3 separate regions of the Homo sapiens genome follow, and all the other regions are linked to region 2. A link is a loop called in an ENCODE intact Hi-C map of the cell type or tissue named here. Cell type or tissue: CD4-positive, alpha-beta T cell. All regions are shown on one strand.

Region 1 (8,000 bases), 430 kb after region 2:
TTAAATAGGAAGGAAGTCAGCCTAAGATGAAAAGACACCACCCACCAATGATAATTCATTTAAGTAGACAGTTATAGGAAAGCAATAACCATGATGTCATGTGGCTATATGGGCTCTGAAGTAAGACTACATGAGCTCAAATCCTAGGTCTACCAGTTATTAGTTGAATGAGCTTTGTTAAGTTATTTAACTTTTCTGTGCTCAGTATCCTCATGTGTAAAATGGTAACAAAACCTACTTCAAGTTGTTTCGAGGATTCAATTAAGTTAAACCATGTATGTGTTTAGAAGAGTAACCACTTGGCCAGGTGCAGTGGCTCACACCTGTAATCCCATCATTTTGGGAGGCCAAGGCAGGTAGATCACCTGAGGTCAGGAGTTCAAGACCAGCCTGACCAACATGGTGAAACCTCGCCTCTACTAAAAAAAAAAATACAAAATTAGCCGGGCATAGTGGCGCATGCTGGCAATCCCAGCTACTCGGGAGGCTGAGATAGTAGAATCGCTTGAACCTGGGAGGCAGAGGTTGCAGTGAGCCGAGATCGCACCATTTGCACTCCAGCCTGGGCAACAAGAGCAAAACTCTGTCTCAAAAATAATAATAATTAAAAAAAAAAAAGTTCATAGCACTCAAAAACCATTATGGATGGTTCTTTTTATAGCTACTTAATGATGTTTTAAGTAAGATATAAGGCCCATGTAAACACATCCTCACAATTTCATACATCTTTATTCAGCTCTATAGACTGAGCCTAATAATTAATAAGTTAGTTATCTTTAATTGAAAAAAATCACTGGCCGGGCACAATGGCTCACACCTGGAATCCCAGCACTTTCGGAGGCCGAGGTGGGTGGACCATGAGGTCAGGAGTTCAAGACCAGCCTGATCAACACAGTGAAACCTCGTCTCTATTAAAAATACAAAAATTAGCCAGGCTTGGTGGCGCGTGCCTGTAATTCCAGCTATTCCGGAGGCTGAGGAAGGAGAATCGCTTGAACCCAGGAGGCGGAGGTTGCAGTGAGCCAAGATCGCACCACTGCACTCCAACCCGGGTGACACAGCAAGACCCCGTCTCAAAAAAAAAAAAAGAAAAAGAAAAAAAAAATCTTTAGTTCTCAAGTTGAAGAAGTTGTGCTAACTAACCCCCATCATTCTCTTGAACAACATAATTTTAGGGAAAATAATTCATGAGGTCACTTACCAGATCTTAATCCAATCTAATCAAATAAGCTCTAAATTCACTTTAAACTTGACAAAAATCACCCATTTAAGTTTAAACAGACTTCTCTCTAAATACTATTACCACTTTACTGGTAAAAGGTCCTTCCTGATCAAAAGGACTCCCTTCTCATTCCAAGGACACACCCATCATCAGAATATTATGTCAAATCTAATCAGTCAATGGTTCAATTACAACTAGAATGTTTGAGCAATGATGTGCACAAAGTCCTAGGTATGAATGCAGAAGTCTTGGGAAGGCTCCATTTAATGTCTTATTCATTCTCATTCTGAATCTATCAAAAAAAAATGACAGTGAGTCACTTGGATACAAAATCCTTTGTCATTTTTAAATCAGGCGCTTAAAGTTGTTATCTATCTTAAATACATCAGAGTTGCTCAGTGAAATTATTGAAGACTGTTGCTGCCTCTATGTAAGGGAATACAGTGAGAATTCAAAAACCAGAAACAAATCAGAAATCACTATATCCCAACAAAAATAAGATTGTCTCTCATTTGCAAAACTAAACTACCAGGAAAGAAGTGAGTTTAAAGGCCACTTAATTGCCTGCTAAAAAACTGAAGCTCAACAAGTTGCCAAGAAAATAAAGCTGAATTCAGTTTGTGGATCAGTCCCATGATTCTTCACTCCAACAAAAGACAGGAATTTCACTGAGCATTTCAGATACAATCCATGTGTAGCACTTACCTGCAGCTTGTCCAGTCTTTGCCAGGAGAGATCCCAGTTCCAGGATGCTCTGCTCTTTGACTTGCACTGCCTCTTCATCGTTTTCCTGAATGTCACGCTTCACTGGGAGAGGAAAATGCAAACCCTCTTAAAATTCTGACCAAAAAATGAAGACTGAGGGAAATTTCACCCTCATAAGATCCATTACAAACTCAAACATATTTACCAAAAGACAAATTCTAGAGTTAAAAAAAAAAAAAAAACTCTAAGCCAGGAAAAAAAAAAGATCATATATACGTAGAATATGCTCCATGTAAATCATAAAAAAAGGATTCTTCTCTTTGATTTTAAATGTGCCTTTTCATTCTACCCAGCAGAATTTTGCTTACCTACATACACTAAGTTTCTGTTGTGGTCACTTGGTTAAAGTGAAATTAAAACAAAACAAATCCTTCATACTTATGGTGCCAAGATCTGTTCCAGTCACTATTTTATGGGAAGATATTAAACATGCCTGTGCGTTTATGCCACAAACTAAAATCAATTGACCAAGTTACTGATGCCTGTAAGTCAAAAGCGTTTCAATAAACTTTAGGTCTGTGCAAAGCCTCAGCTGATGGGTGTGTTAGGGATAAGCAGGTCTATAAAGCCATTCAAGAAAAACAACTCTATCAAAGCCCCAGATCCTGCACAGCTACACTTAGGGGAGACTGCTGCTTTTTAATGCATTGAGGTCTGTTAAAATAACTTTGTGCTATCTGTCCTATTTTCAACAGTTAATAACTATTTTAACATTCAAACATGGAATAGCCTCTCCAAGTTTGTAGTGATCATCACTAGTTACTACTACTCTTACAAAGCATCATGACTTGACAAAAACCATGATGGAGTCCAGAAAAAGTAAGGCCGTCAACCACCATGACTCAAGCTTGCTCTAACAGTGAAGCTTTCAGGGAACTCTCCCCTAGAATAGTGGGCCAACAGGAAATACTCTAATTGTAATATTTGACGTAATTTCTACTTTATGAAAGAAAAAATATTAGACACTAGACACAGACTATTAAAATTCATGCTCCTCACATTAGTTCTAAATAATAGTGTGTACTCAGAATAAAATATCCATGTAACGGTGATTGAGATGACTCTGGTTCCGTAGAAGTAACTGACCTAAGATCAGAACTTTTAAAATGAAACACCTTTTACCAATATCATTCAAAGATACACCTTGACGCCCACTTCCTCTCCTTCTCTAGTATCCCCAATGATAAAGTATCAAGATCTTGTCATTGTCCTTTCTCCGTGCAGGTCTGGAATACCAAAATTCAACACACTAAGTCAAATGCCAACATCTTGCAAGTCCCACATACAGGTGCATTCTCATACTACTTGTTGAGCCAATTCAGATCTTCCCAAACTACACTACAAAGATGCCATTACATGTGCAGTGAAGAGCTAGTCCAAGCCCTAATTGAATCCTTTATGAGTGAACATTAACGTCTTCTTCTGTCGTAATAAATTTCTGTTCACACTTGAATCCCAACAGAAAGCTGCCGGAAGCGACTGGCTGGGATTCCCATTTCAGTTTTCCTGTTGTGTGTAGGTGTAAGACCATCGTTATTACAGCGTTAAGAAATTTTAATTTTTCCGGCAACATGCAGCCGACCCGTTCCAAAGAATTCCCTGAACTCCGCGGCTGACAACTAACTCCCTTAACTCACTTCCAACCCCTACAGGCAGTCTGGAAAGATTAGTCACCTCCTCTAGCCAGGCGGTCCCGCTCCAACACCTCACTCTTACACCCTACACAGAGCAGATGAGCGTCTCGGCCACCTCCACAAACCAAATGCCAATCTGAGGTGTGTGTCACCCCTGAATTTCCCACATTCTGAAAGAGACCCTCCTCTTAGTGGAGCTTTCTGCCGTGGGGCTGAGGAGTAGCAGCTCCCAGCGTCCCGTGGAAGGAAACTCCCAGAGAAGAGCAAGCGCTCGCGCTCCCACCCGGAGCAGGCTGTGCTGATTACAACGGCGGGAAATGCCTGTCCAGAGCTGGTTTCGCCAAGGCCTTTCAAGTAGAGACTCTAGGACCAGTCCGTGACAAGCACGCCGGCCGGCACTGCTCCGGGTCCCAGACCAGCTCGTGCGGGCCAGAGCCGGGGACATGGCTAGGGAGGGATCCCCGGGGGCCCGGCTCGGCCCACTCTCCCACCCTACGCTGAGCCCCCCGTGAGTCAGCAGCCGGCGAGGGGACCCGGGGATTGCCTCAAGCCCTCCCACAAGAGTGAGACCTGGGAGGCTCTGGGGAGCTCCGAGCGGCCTGCGCCCCCGGCCCGGCCCCCCTCACACAGTGAGTCAGCAGCATCAGAGCCGGCTAGCCGGGCCCCTCTCCGCTGCCGCCGACCGACATAAGCCGAGCTGGGCCGGCGGGGCCGGGGAGGCGGCGCGGCGACCTTTACCGATGGAGTGGAGGATGTCGATGGAGGCCTCCCGGTCGGTGCTGAGTAGAGACTGGGCTCTCTGGAACTCCACCACCGCCGCCGCCGCCATCTTACCGCTCTCACACCGTCCCCGGCCGCGGCCGCCGACGCCGGAAACACACACCCGGAAAGCCCGCCCTCGGGTCCCTCCGCCTGTAGCTCCCGTGGCTCCGTTCCCAGAGCACTCCGGGAGTTGTAGTCTCTCCGCCGGGCGCGGGCTGAGGGGTGGGGAGAGCGGGACCGCCTCGCAGGTGGGCTGCAAGCTCCCCAGCGCCTCCTAGCGGGCGGCCGGCGAGGAAAAGAGGCGGTGCCCCGCAGTGGGAGCTCTAGATCGGTCCCCGCCCACCCCAAAAGAGGCTTCTTGATTCCGGCCCCGCTCGCGCACCCCTGAGAGGGGTTCCTGAGTACTGGGCTAGGTATTGAGTCAAAGCTGCGTGGCTTTCTTTGCGGCTTCCACGATTTAACCATTCATTCGGGACGATAAGTGACCTTATAAAGTGCTCGCTATGTGGCAAAGAATAGCACCATTCGAATGCGTTCCAGTGTCTGACGCCTGTGCGCCGCACACACGCTTTCCAGGCTTGACTCCCGCAGAACGCTGGCCGGCAGGTGGGCAAACCCGCCAGGACCGGAGAAAACTGTCCTCACGCGCCCATTTAACCTTGGGACAGTGCTGGACGTGATGAAGTGAAACATCACCTTTGCTCCATTCACGCCACAAATACCTCTTGGGAATCCACAGAAGCCTCACCCAGCTCCCCAGCTCAAAGAAAAAAAAAAAAAAAGGAAGGAAGGAAGGGAGGGAGGGAGGGACGGAGGAAGGAAAAAATTGAATTATTCTTCCCAATATCTTCAGCCCCTTCAACTAAAGTCACAGATATCAGTGAAGACGTCGTGTGGACGGAAAAATGACATTCTATGAGACCACTTAGGGTTAAACTTAAGAAAGGTGCTAAAAGGATACAAAGACAATTCAGTATTAAGGAAGACCTTTCTCTAGGTGATGACGATCCAAAAATGGAATGTGCTGTCCCATAAAAGGAGGCAAAAAGGGGACTAACATTGCACACCCTCCTCTGTAAGTGGATTAGGCCATTTATATTCCTCTATCTCCTTTTATTCTCCCAACAATGTTCTGTAAAGCAGATATTTACTCCCCTTTAATATGTGAGGAAACAGGGGTTTGAGTTATTTGGTGAAGCTCAAATCGTGATTGGGAGAGATAAGAGCTGCCGGTTAGGGAATGCCTTCCTAATTCCTGGGTGTGTTCACGTGAAAAGTAGTTGACATCTCATCAGGTTGTTGTAAACAGGATTCATGACTTTGATGGAGAGTTGGATTAAATGGCTTCTAGCAAGGCGCGGTGGCTCATGCCTGTAATCCCAGCACTTTGGGAGGGCGAGGTGGGCATATCGCTTGAGCCCAGGAGTTTGAGACTAGCCTGGGCAACATAGACCCCCGACTCTACTAAAAATACAAAAATTATCCGGGCATGGTGGCGCACGCCTGTAGTCTCAGCTACTTGGGAGGCTGAGGTGGGAGGCTTTAGAAGAAATCATAGGAGAGGATAGAGTGCTGGCCTCACTACAAAGAGGGAGTACCATAAAACAGTGGACCCCAACATTTTTGGCACCAGGGACCAGTTTTGTGGAAGACAATTTTTCCACGGATGTGAGGAGGGGGGATGGTTTTGGGATGAAACCGTTCCACCTCAGATCATCAGGCATTAGATTCTCATAAGGAGCAGGCAACCTAAATCCCTGGCATGCTCAGTTCACAATAGGGTTTGCCTCCTATGAGAATATAATGCTGCAGCTGATCTGACAGGGGGCGGAGCTCAGGCAGTAATGCTGGCTCCCCAGCCGCTCACCTCCTGCTGTGAGGCCTGATTCCTAACAGGCCACTGACCAGTAGTGGTCCTTGGCCCAGGGTTGGGGACCCCCACTGTAAAAGACTAGGAGTGTCTGCCAGATCTTTCTCCCAAGCTAGTGAGTCTTGCTGACTGTGGAAACTTATGAGCCCATCCCTGTGTGATCATCATGGTGAAAGTTTTGAGATGAACTAGACATGTCTCTTGAGGAGTTTGGCATGTGTGCACATTCATGAAGATGGGCACCCACTTCTAGCCTGCAGAATTCTGAATTAGGGAAGCTGGCTGGCACACTCTACAATAGGACAGGGAGAAAAGGCAACAATAGGGTAGCTTCCACTCCCTGTGTTTGACATGGCAAGGTTCTTATGAGCCAAGAGGATGCTGAAAAGGTAGATCATCCGGGACCTTCTTAAAGGAACCTATTCAGTAGGACCGTATGCTAGTGTAAGGAGACCCAGAAATAAGTTGATGGAAGTGTGGACTTCAGGAGGCAGTCACTGATGGGAGTCTTGAGATCCACAGGTAGATCCTCCAAAGAACACAAGAATACATAAATGCTCCCAACGAGAAAGAACCAGCACCTGGGTCTCTGCCTCTGACGTCATCAGTCATGTAAGAGAAGAGACCTTGACCTCTTTTAATTCCTCCTACTTCTCTGCTTTCACCAAAACCTCCTCCACCCTGGAGGAAACCCAGAAACAGCAGAGTGAGAGGGTGGAGAATGAAAAGAGTGAAACTGCAGACCAAACACAAATTTTCAACTGCCTGAGACTTAGAGACAGGGGAAAAGCTTTAAGTTAGATATGAAATTAAAGTTTTGCTTTAGGCTAGACTGGACTTTCAATCATTATAAATGGCATAAAAGAGATTTAGGGGCCAGGTGCAGTGGTTCATGCCTGTAATCTCAGCACTTTGGGAGGCTGAGGCGGGCGGATCACGAGGTCAGGAGTTTGAGACCAGCCTGGCCAACATGGCAAAACCCCGTCTCTACTGAAAGTACAAAAAAATTAGCCAGGCATGGTGGTGTGTGCCTGTAATCCCAGCTAGTCAGGAGGCTGAGGCAGGAGAATTTCTTGAACCCAGGAAGTGGAGGTTGCAGTGAGCCAAGATCACCCCACTGCACTCCAGCCTGGGTGACAGAGTGGGACTCTGTCTCAAAAAAAAGAGAGAGAGAGAGAGAGATTTATGAGATTTTCCCATGGCATCTCCAGGGCAAAGGAAGGAAAATCCAATATTTGCCTTCAACTAGGCTAGCCACTTAGTAGCTGATGACTTTAACATGTTTCTTAATTTCTCTGATCTTTGGTTTTCTCATCTACAAAACAGGGATAATAAAATCTAGCTCACCACCTGTAATTCCAGCACTTTGGGAGGCCATCTTCATTACATAATACTGAGACTCTATATTATAGGGATCACAAACTACTGTGTAGTAGTCACCTGTCATTGATTGCATCCACAGGTTAACAATGTCCCTAAATGTAAGTATTACTAAAATGAAAGTCATTCTCAGAAATGTGACATTCTCAGTGTCACACTCACCCTCTTACTATGCCATTCTTCCCCACTTTGAGATTCTTTGTACCTCCTCTGTATATCTCTAATGCTCTGGCCTTGTGAGAGTCTGGTTAGCATCCTCCTTACTGTGGTCCACAAAGTGTCGCATAATCTGGCGCCTGCCTACTTCTCCAACTTCGACTCTTATCACTTTGCCCCTTACACACTTTGCTCAGCTGACCTTTTCTTT
Region 2 (8,000 bases):
TTCTGATGTGACTTTGATTTCTAAGTGTTATTTAATATTTTTAAATTAAAAATTTTTATTTAGCACAGTTTTAGATTACTATTTAATTTTTAAGTTTAAATTTCAGGCCGAGTGTGGTGGCTCACACCTCTAATCCCAGCACTTTGGGAGGCTGAGGTGGGCAGATCATGAGGTCAGGAGCTTGAGACCAGCCTGACCAACATGGTGAAACCCCGTTTCTACTAAAAATACAAAAATTAGCTGGGCATGGTGGCATGCACCTGTAGTCCCAGCTACTCAGGAGGCTGAGGCAGGAGACTCGCTTGAACCCGGGAGGCGGAGGTTGCAGTGAGCCGAGATCGTGTCACTGCACTTCAGCCTGGGCGGCAGAGCAAGACTCCGTCTCAAAATAAATGAATAAATTTCAAACTAATTGCAAAGTTACAGAAAAGTTGTGAGGATAGTACAAAAGAAAATCCCCTCAAAAGTCCCATATATTTTTAATGACTTTACCACTTGTTAGTATTTTGCATCATTTGCTTTAATCATTTATATGTCTACCAATATATATGCACGCCCTCCTTCCACCTCCTCATCTTATTATTTTTATTATTCTTGCCAAACAGTTCGAGACATCATTTTACTCCTAAATACTTTAGCAGATACCTGCTAGAAACAAGGACATTATCTTGCAGAATCCCAGTAAAATGATCAAGTTCAGAAAAACTAGCATTGATACTATCCTACTATCTAACATCGCGTCTATATTTGAATTTCACCAATTATCCCAACAATGTCCTTTACATTTTTCTGGTTGGAGATCCAGTCCAGAATCACCCATTGCCTTTAATAGTGATGTGCCTCAGCCTCTTTGTCTTTCACATCATTGATATTTTTGAAGAATACAGGTCAATTGTTTTGTAGGATGCCCCTTAATGTGAGTTTGTTTGATGCTTCTTCATGATTAGATTCCATTTACGTATTTTTAGCAGGTAAATGATATGTGTCTTTTTCAGGAGACCATATCAGGAGGCTCATGGTGTCTGTGTGTCTCATGATTGGGGATATAAACTTTTATTTGTTTTATTTTTTGTATATTTTAAACTGTAACAAAAACATGCATCTCCAAATGTGTTTCTATTCAAATTTTATCACAAAGAACATTCATAATGAGCTAATCTGCTCTAGGTTACCTTGACTGAATGCAGACCAGAGTATTCAGTCTCTCCTGCCGGCTGTGCATATACCTGAACTTTGCTCAAGTGTGTCATTGATTAATAATGTTGTAACTGCACATTGGCCTAGAAATGCTGAATGTAAAGTTGTATGGGTAACAAATTACTGCTTAGTTATACAAACAAGAATTTGCTTGACACAGTACAATGAAAACAACATACAAAAGTAAACTGGAATCCTGAGGCTAATAGTGAGCCCCATTGAGCAGATTTGGGTTCATCATGAGAGCATCAATGCCTAATTTTATACTAATTTGGACTTATACAAGAAATTAATAAAATACCCTTTGCATATGTTGTATATGTGTTTTATATGTTGGGTTCCTATATAAGATGTTGATTAAAATGAGGATCTCTTACTTTGGCCATTTGGAAACCACATTGTATCCCACCATAGCTCCTAACCACTGTACAATTTCTGCAACTCTCTCATCATCTGCAAGCCGTGATGTTTCTTTTCCTGGTACCTGGGATTTTGCCCTAATTTTTAACACCTACAGAGCTCAGGGAACACACATATATAATTTACCAAAAGGTTTTGGGGTGTGGTCCCTGGATGCTCCAAAGTGCATACAGTTTGAGATTTCTTTCTTTCCTTCTTGAAGTTCAGTTCTGCTTATGTTAAAACATGCCAATACAAACATTAGGAATACAACCATACCCTATGCAATAACCTACTTAGCCACTGACCGACACCTCCACAAATGACCCAACCATAGGACAGTCCTACCTTATTCCAGAGCTTTTATTCCACAAATGAGGACACTGATATCGAGACAGGTGGATCTCCTCCTTCTGAAGGACAGCTGCTAACGGTAGTCAGATGCAACCCAGCTCTGCTGGTGCCAGGGATTGGGGTGGTTTTCTGATGGCAGAGGCAGTCCCTCAGGAGGTGACAAAGCTCCTTTCCTTTCTCTTAGCAAGTGTGGGTGGCTGGCAGCTGAAGCAGGCCTTGGGCAAGGTCCTTCAGTCTGGTTTACTCATCTCAAACTCAGCCAGAGTTGAAGCCCAGCCAGGTCCTTGGAGGCCTCTAGATTTCCTCGTAGATTTTGTAATAGAAGATGTCCTAACAGAAACACAGGACTGAATAAATGTAGATACCTTAGAAAGTCATTTATTTAAAAAAAATAGCTGGGCATGGTGTCATACACCTGTAGTCCCAGCTGCTCAGGAGGCTGAGGCTGGAGGATTGCTTGAGCCCAGGAGTTTGAGGTTGCAGTGAGCTGTGATTGCACCACTGCACTCCAGCCTGGGTGACAGAGGGAGAATTTGTCTCCAGAAAAAGAAAAAAAAAAAAAAAAGAAAGAAAGTCATTTGTAGTATATTTTCTTTGGGAAAATACATTGAGTTCAAAAAGAATTTTCCAAGCTCAACCAATGTATCAATAAATTGGAGACTACTTACAACTCACTTCATTCCACTGAACCAGTATGGATTTCATATTTATATATGCAAAGTAGTACAATAGTTATTTGGTGGATGCAAAAAGAATGGTCCCATGCTCAAGACATCCGCAATAATCCTGGAGAGATGATACAAAGATATATTAAAAACTTAATAATCATATAAGGTAATGTCTGATGACATGCTCGGATGAGTGGAAGAGAAAATGGGCCACTGAAGAATGGAGGTAGTCAGACGTGGTTGAACGCTGCGGCTCCTAAGTCAAATGACCTGCGTGAAACCGCAGCTGCTCCACTTCCTAGTCGTATGGCAAGTTTCTTAAAAGTTCTCTAAGGCGCTGAGAACAGCTCTGGGCATTTTTGGTGCCCCAAAAATGTTAGCCATTATTATTACCTCTCAGTCTGTGCTTGAACCACCACTTCAAGAATGGGCAGGGTGTGAGTAGAGAGGCGGGAGTGGGTTTTGGAGCAGGGTGACAGAATCATAATGAATTGTCCTCGCGAAAAGCTCCACGAACTACTTTTCTAACTTTGTTGGCAGCTACCAAGTGTGGGCGGCAGGCGGCCATCCTCTTGGCCGCCTGAGATCCCAGCGCCTGTCCCCAGGGGGCGCTGCCACCCAGCTGCCGCCGCCCGGCCCAGCGCGCGTCCCCGCCGCCCACCCGCGCGTGCGCGCCGCCCAGGTGAAGAGGCGGCGGCCAGGGCCGCGGCTGGGGCGGGCTCCTCAGTGGGCCGGGAGGGGCGGAGCCGGGAGGCCCGGGCGGGGCGGAGCCGGGACGAGCCCCAGGCTGGAGGCGGGACCAGCCGCTGCCGTCTCCGTCTCGGTGTCCCGGCCCCTACAGCGCCCGGCAGCCGCGGCGGGAGGAGCGGAAACTGTCGGGTGCGTCCCGTTCGGAGCCGCGCCGGCCGAGAAGGCGCCGAGGAGCAGCGAGGCGGCCTCTGTCCGGCCCGGACCCGCCGAGCGGCGTGCGCGCCCCCTCCCCGTAGCCTCGCGGCGCGGCCTCGCCCCGGCCCCTCCCGAGCTCATCGCGGGCCCACGGAGCGGCCCCGGAGGCCCGAGCGCGCCCACCTGAGCCCCCGCGCTGGCGCCATGGCGGAGCAGGAGAGCCTGGAATTCGGCAAGGCAGACTTCGTGCTGATGGACACCGTCTCCATGCCCGAGTTCATGGCCAACCTCAGGCTCAGGTGAGGGCGGAGCGGCCGCGCGCAGGGGCGCGAGGCTGCGCTTTCCCGAGAGGGGGCGCCTCGGGGCGCGGCCGGATCCGGGGTGTCGGGAGCGCCCAAGCTCCAGGGATGGAGGCGCGGCCGGGCTGCGGTGTCCGGGGGTCTGCCAAGCTCCGCGGCTGCGCTTTCCCGAGAGCGGACGCCCCTGGGGTGCGGCCGCTTTGGGGTGCGGGGGGCGTGTCGAGCTCAAGGGCCGCGCTTCCCTGAGAGGGGAGCCCTGGGCGCTGTCCGGGGTTTAGGTGCAGAGGGTGTGCCGCGCGGGAGGGCGCGCTTCCCCGCGCCAGGTGAGGGATGTGGGCGGGCCGGTGACCTCATGGAAACTGAAGGGAAATAACTTGAACGAGAGTTGCGGTGGCCCCGAAGGCCCTAGGAGGACTGGAGGATTATTTTGGAGAGAGGCTGGCGTCTCATCCCGGCTTTACACTTGCTTCTTTTCTTTCTTTCTTCGCCCTTCTTTTTTTTTTCCTCCTGGCGTAGTTCCATCCTGTCATTCAGGATGCTATGGAGTGATCCCTGAGCTGTCTGTTCCGGGACACTGGCTATTTTTTTAGTTACTCTCTAAACGTAATTAGACACGTTTCCAGACATCGAAGAGACTGCTGTACTTGCCAGTGCCAAGATAAACTGTCTGAATTTGACAAGACGTTCATGGTTTTGGTTTTTTTCAAGGAGTTAGTGGATGGAGCTCTTGTGTTATTAACATCCTTGAGAACGTAGTCACAACTCAACGCCCCAAAATGGGCTTCCAAGATGTGGATTTGTTTTAGAAAGCCCTTTACATGCGATTATTTCACCCTTGATAGAGTAATATGTAAACAGTTTTAAAGTAGTTTGACTTAAACATTAAAGTAAGTGGAATTTCAAAATAGCTGAGTTTTGGTGTGCGTGTGTATGTTTCCCTGCAAGCTTTGGCTGCATTTCTTCTAAGGTTTATAGCTAAACATCATTCCTTAAGCTTATAAAGTGAAAGTCATAATCTAGGCTTGGGTGCTTAACCCTAATTTCATTATTAACTACCCCTGTCAATCCAGTTGACAGGGGTCAATCAGGTTGATTACATACCAGCATAATGATAGGATGTTACATTTCTGATCAAGGTTTGGATGTACAACTTTTATAGAAATCACCCCAAATATTAATCAAAATGATATACCTCTACATCAGCTATAACCAATACCCATTATCATAGTGATTAAGAGTCAGACTGTTGAGATTCAAATTCTAGTTCCACTGCATTCTTGCTGTGATCTTTGAGCAAGTTACTTAACCTCTCTGTGCCTCAGTCTTCCCGTCTGTAGGATTGGGGTTGTCCTGAGGGTTAAATGAATTATTAATAATATGTGTATACATACTTCAAAGATTAGTGCCTGGCAAATCCATATTAGTAAAACTGTTTTAAGTTTTCCCAAGTGCACATAAAATAGATAAAGGGGTAAGTTACATAGCAATTTCATAGATTAAGGTTGTTTTAAATTAAGAGATTCTACTCCTCTCCCCCACAGGAAATAAGTTGTGTGCTTTGAGAAATGCCTTTATAATTTTGTCACTCTCAGTTATAATCATTTCAGTTTTTCAGACATTGGTACATTTATTATGTACATACTGTATACAAGACCATGTAGTAACAGTTGAATATGAAGCCTTTCATTTTAACCTCCATCTTTCACCTCCAGCAAATACATGGGCTTAGCCAGAGCTTTTGCAGAATTTTCAGAATTTGAAATTGAAGGCATAGAGTCTAACAGGGCTACATTAGTTTGTAGGACTACTCCTCTGTAATAGAATTAAAACTCTTGTGGTTTTTAAAAAGTAAATTGAGGGAAGGCACTTAGAATTTCTGCTTTTTTTTTTAAAGCATTAAGTCTCTTAAGTGTGAAGTTTGAATCTCAAAATAGATTACTAAGGTGAGCCTAACAACTCCTATGTGTACAGAAGAGAATGCTGCAATTTATTTATATTTATATTTATATTTTTTAGAGATGGGCCCTTAGAGTTGCTATGTTGAGCAGACTGTTCTTGAATTCCTGGCCTCAAGCAATCCTCCCATCTTGGCCTCCCAAAGCACTAGGATTATAGGTGTGAGCCACCATGCCCGGCCGAATGCTGCAATTTAATTCTACTGTGTGCAAGGTACTCTAGGAGATAAGCTAGGAGTATCCAAAGAACTACAAGATGTGCTGCTTACCTCTCGAAGAGGTGACATCTCAATGAAGACCTGGAGAAAGGTGGAATTTTCTATTGATTTAAAGAATAGTTCAAGAAAACAACATCAGGAGGCTGAGACAGAAGGATTGCTTGAGCCCAGGAGTTCAAAGCTGCCGTGAGCTATGATCACACCACTGTACTCCAGCCTGTGTAATAGAGCACGACCCTGTCTCTTAGAAGAAAAAGAAGAAAGAAAACAGAGAGAGACAGAGACACAAAGAGAGAGAGAGAGACAGAGACAGATAAAGAGGAAGGAAGGGAAGGAAGGAGAGAAAAGAAAAAAAGAAAGGAAAAGAAAGAGAAGATAAAAGCCTTATAAAGCTTAGGTGATTATTTGTCAAGTAATTATAGAAATTGTTCTGGAAGTTCAGAAGAGAGAGAGATACCTTAGGTTGACTCCAAAACACCTTATAGAGGAAGAGAGGAGTTGAGCTGAGTTCCAAAGGATGGGTAGGATTTGTAAAGGTGGACTCGTGGCTGGAGAGCATTCCAGGTGGATTAAGCAGCATGAGCAGGGGTTGGCGGCATGAAAGCTGACTCTGGGTGACAGTGAATAAGTTAAGTTGTTTGGAAGGGAAGGGGTTGGTGTTGTGGAGAGGTGGGAGGAATCACCAGCTCTCCATATGGCCATTGGCTAAGGCCCAGGTTTTTAGGTCTACCTTTATACCCAATCTCCACATCATTCAAAATCCTGGGTGTACAGATGTATATGTATTTGTATGTATCTCATCTGTGTGTCCTTGATGACTCTGAGAACTGGCTGTGGTTCTCATTGTACAGATCAGTGATTGTTCATGACTTACTTATACATTAAAATAGTTGGTTCCCTGTAGCCATAAACACAGTGCCAGCAAAGGGTAGCACCCTTACCCTCCTCTGAAACTATAAATTCTGACCCAGACAGAAAACAGTCCTCTCTTTCCTTTCACTTTGCAGAAGGTGACCAGAAACCCACCACTGCGTAATCCAGGTGCTGTTCTGTGATGTTGAAGTGTTTTTGTCTCCTGGAATATTGGTGGTTGGGCACATATTTCTGGTTGTATATAGCTGAAATTGAGCGTGTTTGGTCCATTGGTATATATGGATGTGTGAGTGAAATTCCCATGTGTGCTTGTACCTCATGACTCCTGCCCTCCCAAGCTGTAGTTCCTGCTCTTACTCCCCAGTCTGGAATGTCCTGTCCTCCCTTCCCACCTGGCTCTTCTGCAAGGCCTGCTTCCTTCCTTTAAGTCATGTAATAGTCAAGCACTCAAGGCTGCAGGTGCTTCATGGGTCTGTGTTTTCTCAACAGCAGCACCTAGCATAATGCTGGGTACAGAGTACATTCCTTCATGACAACATTTTTTTGTAGAGAGGGAAAAATGCTTGTTACTTTTTTTTTTAAAAGCTTATGTGGCATTGTCCTTTTAGAATTATCTTCTTGTTTTGCTATTAATCTGGCCTTCTTTTTCCCTCTTGGAGCTAAAGCTTGATTTTTAGACAACTGCCACAATTGATGCAACTTTCTCCTACCATTTTTACTTTTAAAAATTGACCTAGGCCGGGCGCGGTGGCTCACGCCTGTAATCCCAGCACTTTGGGAGGCCGAGGCAGGTGGATCATGAGGTCAGGAGATCCAGACCATCCTGGCTAACAAGGTGAAACCCTGTCTCTACTAAAAATACAAAAAATTAGCCGGGCGCGGTGGCGGGCGCCTGTAGTCCCAGCTACTCGGGAGGCTGAGGCAGGAGAATGGCGTGAACCCGGGAAGCGGAGCTTGCAGTGAGCCGAGATTGCGCCACTGCAGTCCGCAGTCCGGCCTGGGTGACAGAGCGAGACTCCGTCTCAAAAAAAAAAAAAAAAATTGACCTAGATGTGTGTCTGGATGGGGCAAGAGTAAAAGAGTGATGTGGATTACTGCGAGTTAGGATATCTGAGAAGGAGCTTCAACTTATATTTCTTGCTTTATAACAAA
Region 3 (8,000 bases), 530 kb after region 2:
TCTGCCTGCCTCAGCCTTCCAAAGTGCTGGGATTACAGGTGTGAGCCACCGCGCCCGGCCAGGGGAATTCTTTTCAACCTAGAATTCGATGTCCAATCATATCAATCTAAAATTCTATTTCTTTTTTCCCCCCTGAGATGGAGTCTTACTCTGTTGCCCAGGCTGGAGAGCAGTGGCATGATCTTGGCTCACTGCAACCTCTGCCTCCCAGGTTCAAGTGATTCTTCTGCCTCAGCCTTCTGAGTAGCTGGGATCACAGGCGTGCACCACCAGGCCTGGCTAATTTTTGTGTTTTTAATAGAGACGGGGTTTCACCATGTTGGCCAGGCTGGTCTCGAACTCCTGACCTTGTGATCCGCCTGCCTCAGCCTCCCAAAGTGCTGGGATTACAGGTGTGTGCCACCATGCCTGGCCCCTAAAATTCTATTTCTAAGGAATATCCAATCAAATGTGAAAATACAATAAAGACGTGAGGATATATTTTCAGACATGCAAGAGCTTAAAAATTATTTTATATATACCCTTTCTTGGCTAATATTGGAGGCAGTACTTGAGCAAATCAAGAGAATAAACCATAATCTAGAAAAAATGGGATTAACAGGGAAGAATGTGAAGAAATCCAGATAAGAATAGAAGAAAGGGTTGTTGGGGGGGACTCTATTACTTCCTTTCTTTCTTTTTTTATTTTTATTTATTTTTTTTTGAGACAGAGTCTCACTCTGTCACCCAGGCTGGAGTGCAGTGGCATGATTTCGGCTCACTGCAACCTCTGCCTCCCGGGTTCAAGTGAGTCTTCTGCCTCAGCCTCCTGAGTAGCTGTGACTACAGGTGTGTGCCACCATGCCAGGCTAACTTTTGTATTTTCAGTAGAGATGGGATTTCACCATATTGGCCAGGCTGGCTTCAAACTCCTGACCTAGTGATCCACCCACCTCGGCCTCCCAAAGTGCTGGGATTACAGGTGTGAGTCACCACGCCCGGCCGTATTAGTTTCTTTCTTTCTTTTTTTTTTTTTTTTTGAGACAGAGTCTGGCTCTATGGCCCAGGCTGGAGTGCACTCTGCCTCCCAGGTTCATGCCATTCTCCTGCCTCAGCCTCCCAACTAGCTGGGACTACAGGTGCCCACCACCTCACTGGGCTAATTTTTTGTATTTTTAGTAGAGATGGGGTTTCACCGTATTAGCCAGGATGGTCTCGATCTCCTGACCTTGTGATCCGCCTGCCTCGGCCTCCCAAAGTGCTGGGATTACAGGCGTGAGCCACCACACCCAGCCACTGTATTAGTTTCTTATGGCTGCTATAACACGTACCACCTGGGCATGGTGGCTCACACCTGTAATGTCAGCACTTCGGGAGGATGGGGCAGAAGGATCACTTGAGCCCAGGAGTTCAAGACCAGCCTGAGCAACAAAGTGATACACTGTCTCTATAAAAAATAAAAATACAGCTGTTTCCTGAGTGAGATTTGGCTTTCAGTCTGGGCAAATGAAGACCATTTTGCGGTTAAATGGGCTCTTTTTTCTCAATTCCTTGATATGGACCTGTGCTGGGGACTGGTCGGCTATTCAAGTACAATGCACCCAGTTTTGGTTCTGTGCCAGGATTAAACCCACGATATTTCACAATTTGTATATGAACCCCGATGAAGTGTTTCTAGGAGATGGCTGCCTTGTAACCTAGTTTTGCCAAATATCTACTATGAGTTTTTCTACCATCCTCATGACTGTGGTAACTCAACCTCTCCAGGAAGTTCTTCTGCTTAAAACTAAAATCAAGTATATCTCAAGAGACTACTGCCGATCTGAAATGCCTCTGTCATGTGTTGTCCGCAATCAGAATCCTCTTTTAAATGTAGTTGAAATGAGAGATAAGGAAACTGACAATGTTACTGAATGGGAGATAGAGGTGAGGATACCCATTGCGAATGAAGACATGGCAGTAACTTCTGCAATACAATCTTTTAAGAATCTGACTGCTATACTCACTTGTTCATCAAATGAGTACCTTTATTGCAAGAGAAGAAACTGTGCTATCCACTTTGATATGGAGAGGCAATTTGGAATCTCTGCCATAATTGCTTAGGACTGAGGATTTAATGTGCTATTTTGTGAAAATCTGAGAAGCAGGAAGGGGATTTAACGATCTCAACTGTTATCCATCTGAAAAACCTAACTTGTAATTTTAAATGAAATGGCAGGTTGCCTTCCACTATTCCTTTTTAAAAATAGGAACTGCCCCTGCTTTTAACTTTATGAAGTTTTATTTATGAATAAAGTTTGCACTACTAAAAATAAAAAAAAAAAACACAAAACACACGCATGCACACACACACGGTGGCTTAAAACAATGGAAATGTATTATTTCACAGTTCTGGAGGCTGGAAGTTGACATGGAGGTGCTGGTGGGGACATACTCTCTTGAAGCCTCTAGGGGAGAATCTGTTCCATGTCCTCTCCTAGCTTCTGGTGATGACCATCAATCCTTGACATTCCTTGGTTTGTAGATACATCACTCCAGTCTGCCTCCTCCTTCACGTGGCGCTATGGTTTGAGTGTTTGTCCACTCCCAAATTCATGTTGAAATGTAATTGCCATTGTAAGACTATTAAGAAGTGGGGCCTTTAAGAGCTAATTATAAATTGCCCAGTCTTTGGTATCCTTTTATAGCATCATAAAATGGACTGAGACAGAAAACTGGTACCAGAGAATGGGGTGTTGCAGAAACAAACACCTGAAAATGTGAATTGGTGTTAGAACTGGGTAATGGGCAGAGACTGGAAGGGTAGCTGGCATTACAGGCGTGAACCACCACACGTGGCTAATTTTTTTGTACTTTTAGTAGAGACACAGTTTCACCATGTTGCCCAGGCTGGTCTTGAACTTCTGACCTCAAGTGATCCGCCTGCGTCGGTCTCCCAAAGCACTGGAATTACAGGCGTGAGCCACCGTGCCCGGCCTTTTAGTTTTTACGTAGTCATTTTTTTAAACGTTTTCCTGTATGACTTCTAAGTGTTTTGTTATGTTTGGAAAGACCCTCTTCAAGAATTAACAAAATTATCCCATATTTTCACTTTAACAAAATTCATTTTAAATTCTTAACTTTTTGATCAAACGGGTGTCTGTGCGTGCTGGCACGCGCGCAAGGAGGCAGACGAGTAGCCTTATTCTTTTCCATGTGGCTAGGTAGTTGTGCCACCTTTATCACATAGAAAGTTTCCCAGATGTCTCAAAGGAAAATAAGTTCAAAATAAATGGTAAAAGCTTGTCAGTAAAGGCGAACTCAGTACGCCTGTCAGCCCCTGTGGGGAGAAGAGACTCCCTTTCCAGGCCAGTCCTTGCCTGCGAACCCGGGGAAACCAGCGGAACGCAGGTGTGCGAGGGCCGGGAGCCGGACGAGCCCTGATACCGACGGCTGCACGGGAGCAGGGGAGCGGTTTGGCGGAGACACAGGGCCGCTCAGAGGCCGCCGCAATGCTCCCCTCTTTGCAGGAGTCGATGGATGGAGATGAAAAGGAACTAGAGAGCAGCGAAGAGGGAGGCTCAGCCGAGGAGCGGAGACTCGAGCCGCCGTCCAGCAGCCACTACTGTCTTTACAGCTATCGCGGAAGCAGGTGCTGGCGCCCAGCTCGGCCTGCCAGCCCGCCCGCCCCTGCGGCCCCGCCCCCGGCCCGCCGCCCGGCCTTGCACCCCACCCCCGGCCCAGCGGCCCGGCCGCTCCTAAAAGCCATCTTCTCCTCTCCCAGCCAAGGTCTCTGGCCTGAAGGGCGCTCCTCGCCTCCCGCTGCTCTTCCTGGCCCCCGTCGTGGACTTGTATGCCTGGCCCAACCATGCCTGTGCCCTTCATCTGCCCCTATATCATCCCAGCCTCTTACTCTCGCGGCTGCCCTTTGTTTAGCGCAGTGCCCCGCATGCTCAATAATTTCAGTTCCCGTCCCCTCTCCTTTCTGTCATTATCTCCCCACTTCTCCCATTTCTGTCACACACACCCCCATCCCCACCCTCTGGTTTTCCTCTGTTCTTGATTCCTCTTTTTCCTCCTTCTGACTTTCCTGGAACCTTCTTGGCCTTGTCAAGTTTGGTTTTTAAAGGAGTTTCCTTGAACCTTCTGGGTATTTAGCCTTTCCTCCACCCGTTAAGTGGCCTGGAGAGAGAAGGGGCTCTTGTCAGCACTGCTGTATGGGTTTTCCTTGTCATGAGGATAGGCAGTGCACTTCCACCTTGCAGCATTTTTAGTTGACTCCTTGCCTTACCCTGCTTGCCAGGCCCCCATACTCCTCTTGGTTTAGAGCCCATAATTGATAGCACTATTGGTTTTGTGGCTTGTAGATTGGCACAGCAACGAGGGGACAGTGAGGACGGAAGCCCAAGTGGCACAAATGCAGAAACTCCCTCTGGTGATGATTTCAGGTAAAAAGAGCTTCAGCATAATTCATGCATGTGCTTTCATCTTCCCTGCATCTCTGGCCTGTACATGTCAGTGGATACTCTATTTCCACTGAGCTTTCCCTGAGTCAAACCGTCAATTCCTCCTATCCCCTAGGAACCTCATCCTGATTTCCTCATTGGCTGGTTCATTCAAGGCTGGGGCAAACAAATCCACATACTGATAGTGTGCTTGGTGATTAGCCAAAAAGAAATCCTTTTTTTTTCTTTTTCCTTTTAAATTGAGACAGGGTCTTGCTCTGCTGCCCAGGCTGGAGTGCAGTGGCATGACTTTGGCTCGCTGCAGCGTCAACCTCCCCGGCCTCAGGTGATCCTCTCACCTCAGCCTCCCCAGTAGCTGGGACTACTGACCACCACGCCTGGCTAATTTTTGTATTTCTGGTAGAGATGGGGTTTCACCATGTTGCCCAGGCTGGTCTTGAACTCCTGGACTCAAGTGATCCGCCCACTTCTGCCTCGCAAAGTGTTGGGATTACAGGCATGAGCCACCTTGCCCAGCCCTGAAAAATTTTTTTTTTTTTTTGAGACAGAGTCTCCCTCTGTTGCCCAGTCTGGAGTGCAGTGGTGCGATCTCAGCTCACTGCAAGCTCTGCCTCCCGGGTTCACGCCATTCTCCTGCCTCAGCCTCCCGAGTAGCTAGGACTACAGGCACCCACCACCACGCCCGGCTAATTTTTTTGTATTTTTTTTTAGTAGAGACGGGGTTTCACTGTGTTAGCCAGGATGATCTCTATCTCTTGACCTTGTGGTCCACCTGCCTCGGCCTCCCAAAGTGCTGAGATTACAGGCGTGAGCCACTGCTCCCGGCCCCAGCCCTGAAATTTTTAAATCATCAATTATACCTCAATAAAGTTGAAAGATAAAAAAGATAAGAATGTGTGCAGGGGTGTGATTATAATGACTGACCATGGAATTAAGGCAGAATAAGGAGGGAAGTGAGATGAGAAACTTGAGAGACTGAAAAAGAGGTAGGGTCAGTGGATTGGGGGTTCCAGTGGAGTCACAGTACTGGAGAGAATGAGCTGGAAAGATAGGAATATTTTAAGCTATTTGATGAGGTAGATCATACTTAGTGACATACATTCCTAGAAGCCTCACCAATAGGGGTCATAAGGACAGCTTTCCCCAGTCCTTAAAAGAGCCCCTGGCGTTGGTACCATTCTGTCTGACTTAATGGGTGTGAATACCCTAGTCCACTGGTAAAGAATGTGTGTCTTTCATTTGTCAAGCCTCTCCTTGGCAGATACTAATCTACCATCCGAAGTGGAGCCAGAGCTGCGCAGTTTCATTGCTAAGCGTCTTTCAAGAGGTGCAGTCTTTGAAGGGCTGGGTAATGTTGCATCTGTGGAGCTAAAGTAAGTGCAAAATGTGCTGTGTCCTGAGTTTTTATTTCTGAACTAAATATGAGAAGTGATGAGAAACTCCAAAAGATCAGCTCCTACTAGACCTGCAGAATTTGTCTTTATTCTCTGGCAGCCCGAGCACTGGGCCTCACACATAAACATTTGTGGAATGGAATTAATTGAATGGCAGAGACCCTGGCACCCAATTGCACTTTATTTAATTAGTTTATTTTTTTTTGAGACAGGGTCTTGCTTTGTTGCCCAGGCTGGAGTGCAGCGGCCCGATTACAGCTCACTGCAGCCTTGACCTCCTGGGCTTAATCAATCCTCTCACCTCAGCCTCCCAAGTAGCTGGGACTGCAGGCAGGCACTACGATGCCCAGCAATTTTTTTAATTTTTTTTTTTTTTTTTTTTTAGAAATGGGGTCCTACCATGTTGCCCAGGCTAATAAGTTTTGTACTTAGAAGAAGAAAAGTGTTGATTATTAAAACTAAATTTGTATACAGTTTGTATTTTCACAAACTTTTATGTAGTTTTCCTTACAAAGGGGAAATATAGCAGATACTCTCTTATTTTCATTTTCAGATGAGGAAATAAACTCAGAGTTTATGTAAACTTAAGTCATGAGGCTGGTCAAATTGATGGAGTTCAGGCTTAAACATGAGCATTCTTAGTCCAATTCCAACTGTCTTTCCATTACACCTCTCCTTTTTTGTTTTGTTTTGTTTTTTTTAAGACAGAGTCTCACTCTGTTGCCCAGACTGGAGTACAGTAGCATGATCTTGGCTTACTGCAACCTCCGCCTCCCTGGTTCAAGCAATTCTCCTGCCTCAGCCTCCCGAATAGCTGGGATTACAGGCATGCACCACCATACCCGGCTAATTTTTGTATTTTTAGTAGAGATGGGGTTTCACCATGTTGGCCAGGCTGGTCTCGAACTCCTGACCTCAGGTGATTCACCCGCCTTGGCCTCCCAAAGTGCTGGGATTACAGGTGTGAGCCACTGTGCCCGGCCTCCATTACACCTCTTTATTCTAGTTCAACTCAGACCGTGAAGTTAGCATACAGGTCCTCAGGAGTTTGAGGCCACTTCCCAAGGATAAGGCCACCTTCAGGCACATCTGCCTTAAACATCAATTTGTGAAGCTTTGGGAGAGGGGAGAACATACTTTTTTTTAATATAAACATGGGTATGAACTAGAGTGAAATTTGTGTGAATTTTTCACATAAGACAGGAGAATTCAAAGAAATTTCATGTATGTTAGTGGCTGCTTTAACTAAAGCCCTCCAGGGTATACATTCATTTTTCTTTGCTGCTGCAAGTACACCAACGAGAAGTCTGGGAAGCTCTGAGTTAGTGGGCAGTTTAATGGTGTTGCCAGATCAAGATGACCAGAATTCAGAGCAGTCCACAAAATTATAGATGCATGAGTAACCAAAATAATGCATTTTACATTTTCTTTCTTTTCTAGAATTCCAGGTTACCGAGTTGGTTGTTATTACTGCCTTTTCCAAAATGAAAAACTGCTTCCTGAAACAGTAACGATAGACTCTGAACGTAACCCTTCAGAATATGTGGTCTGTTTTTTAGGAGGGTCTGAAAAAGGACTTGAGCTATATCCTTTCTTTGGTTTTTGAGAACATCAGGAAGGAAAACATGGGAAGGCAGGTGGAAGAATATTACTACCAACCTCCAAAAAGCTTTTCTACTCCTCGTGTATTTAGTTGAATTTCATACCTTCATGTGGCCATTTTGCCTTGGCTTGTTTGCATTTGCAGCTCACATTATTTGAGAGATTTTATATTTCTTGTTGAGAGATGAAATACTGTCTTCATTATTCATCCTTTATTGCTTCCTTAAGAACATACTTTCAGGCTTGAATTGGACAAGTACATTCAAGGGCTGAAAAATAACATGAATTGTGAGGTAAGGTGACTGACTTAATGGTTTTTAAAGACTGAAATGGGGCCAGGCTCAGTGGCTCACGCCTGTAATCCCAGCACTTTGGGAGGCCGAGGTGGGCAGATCACAAGGTCAGAGACCAGCCTGGTCAATATGATGAAACTTCATCTCTACTAAAACTTAGCCAGGCATGGTGGCAGGCACCTGTAGTCCCAGCTACTTGGGAGGCTGAGGCAGGAGAATCGCTTGAACCCGGGAGGCAGAGGTTTCAGTGAGCCGAGATTGCACCACTGCACTCCAGCCTGAGCGAC

What was found. Hi-C counts contacts between places; a loop is a spot of excess contacts. Peaks named below come from ENCODE experiments on the same cell type or tissue, not always from the same donor. Only the 100,000 strongest peaks of a DNase experiment are listed, where the experiment ranks them.
Region 1: it touches region 2 in a loop (6-fold over the local background); 8 of 110 quality-filtered maps call a loop at or near these places.
Region 3: it touches region 2 in a loop (7-fold over the local background); 6 of 110 quality-filtered maps call a loop at or near these places.

The regions. Positions count from the first base shown.
Region 1 is chr17:32,440,974-32,448,973 of GRCh38, reverse strand. PSMD11 (proteasome 26S subunit, non-ATPase 11) reads right to left here and starts at 4,464. Exons shown (of 14, transcript NM_002815.4): 1 at 4,360-4,464; 2 at 1,928-2,029. The coding sequence starts at 4,450. RefSeq lists enhancers at 4,375-4,454, 4,068-4,683 and a silencer at 4,575-4,744. In CD4-positive, alpha-beta T cell, CTCF peaks have their summits at 4,483 and 4,682 (motif pointing left); DNase peaks (open chromatin) are centred at 2,823, 3,803 and 4,583; H3K4me3 peaks cover 2,267 bases; H3K27ac peaks cover 700 bases.
Region 2 is chr17:32,872,580-32,880,579 of GRCh38, reverse strand. MYO1D (myosin ID) reads left to right here and starts at 3,456. Exons shown (of 22, transcript NM_015194.3): 1 at 3,456-3,802. The coding sequence starts at 3,708. MYO1D-DT (MYO1D divergent transcript) reads right to left here and starts at 3,725. Exons shown (of 4, transcript NR_184086.1): 1 at 3,687-3,725; 2 at 2,619-2,736; 3 at 1,945-2,280. RefSeq lists silencers at 3,737-3,924, 3,131-4,120. In CD4-positive, alpha-beta T cell, CTCF peaks have their summits at 2,907, 3,108 and 3,941; DNase peaks (open chromatin) are centred at 2,899, 3,319, 3,859 and 4,099; H3K4me3 peaks cover 1,640 bases; H3K27ac peaks cover 619 bases.
Region 3 is chr17:32,337,610-32,345,609 of GRCh38, reverse strand. It overlaps C17orf75 (chromosome 17 open reading frame 75), which reads left to right and starts at 3,437. Exons shown (of 10, transcript NM_022344.4): 1 at 3,437-3,610; 2 at 4,326-4,406; 3 at 5,672-5,797; 4 at 7,259-7,402; 5 at 7,656-7,713. The coding sequence starts at 3,471. It also overlaps the pseudogene OOSP1P2. RefSeq lists silencers at 3,651-3,730, 4,225-4,407 and an enhancer at 2,870-3,756. In CD4-positive, alpha-beta T cell, CTCF peaks have their summits at 4,206 and 4,413; DNase peaks (open chromatin) are centred at 3,419 and 4,359; H3K4me3 peaks cover 1,446 bases; H3K27ac peaks cover 1,486 bases.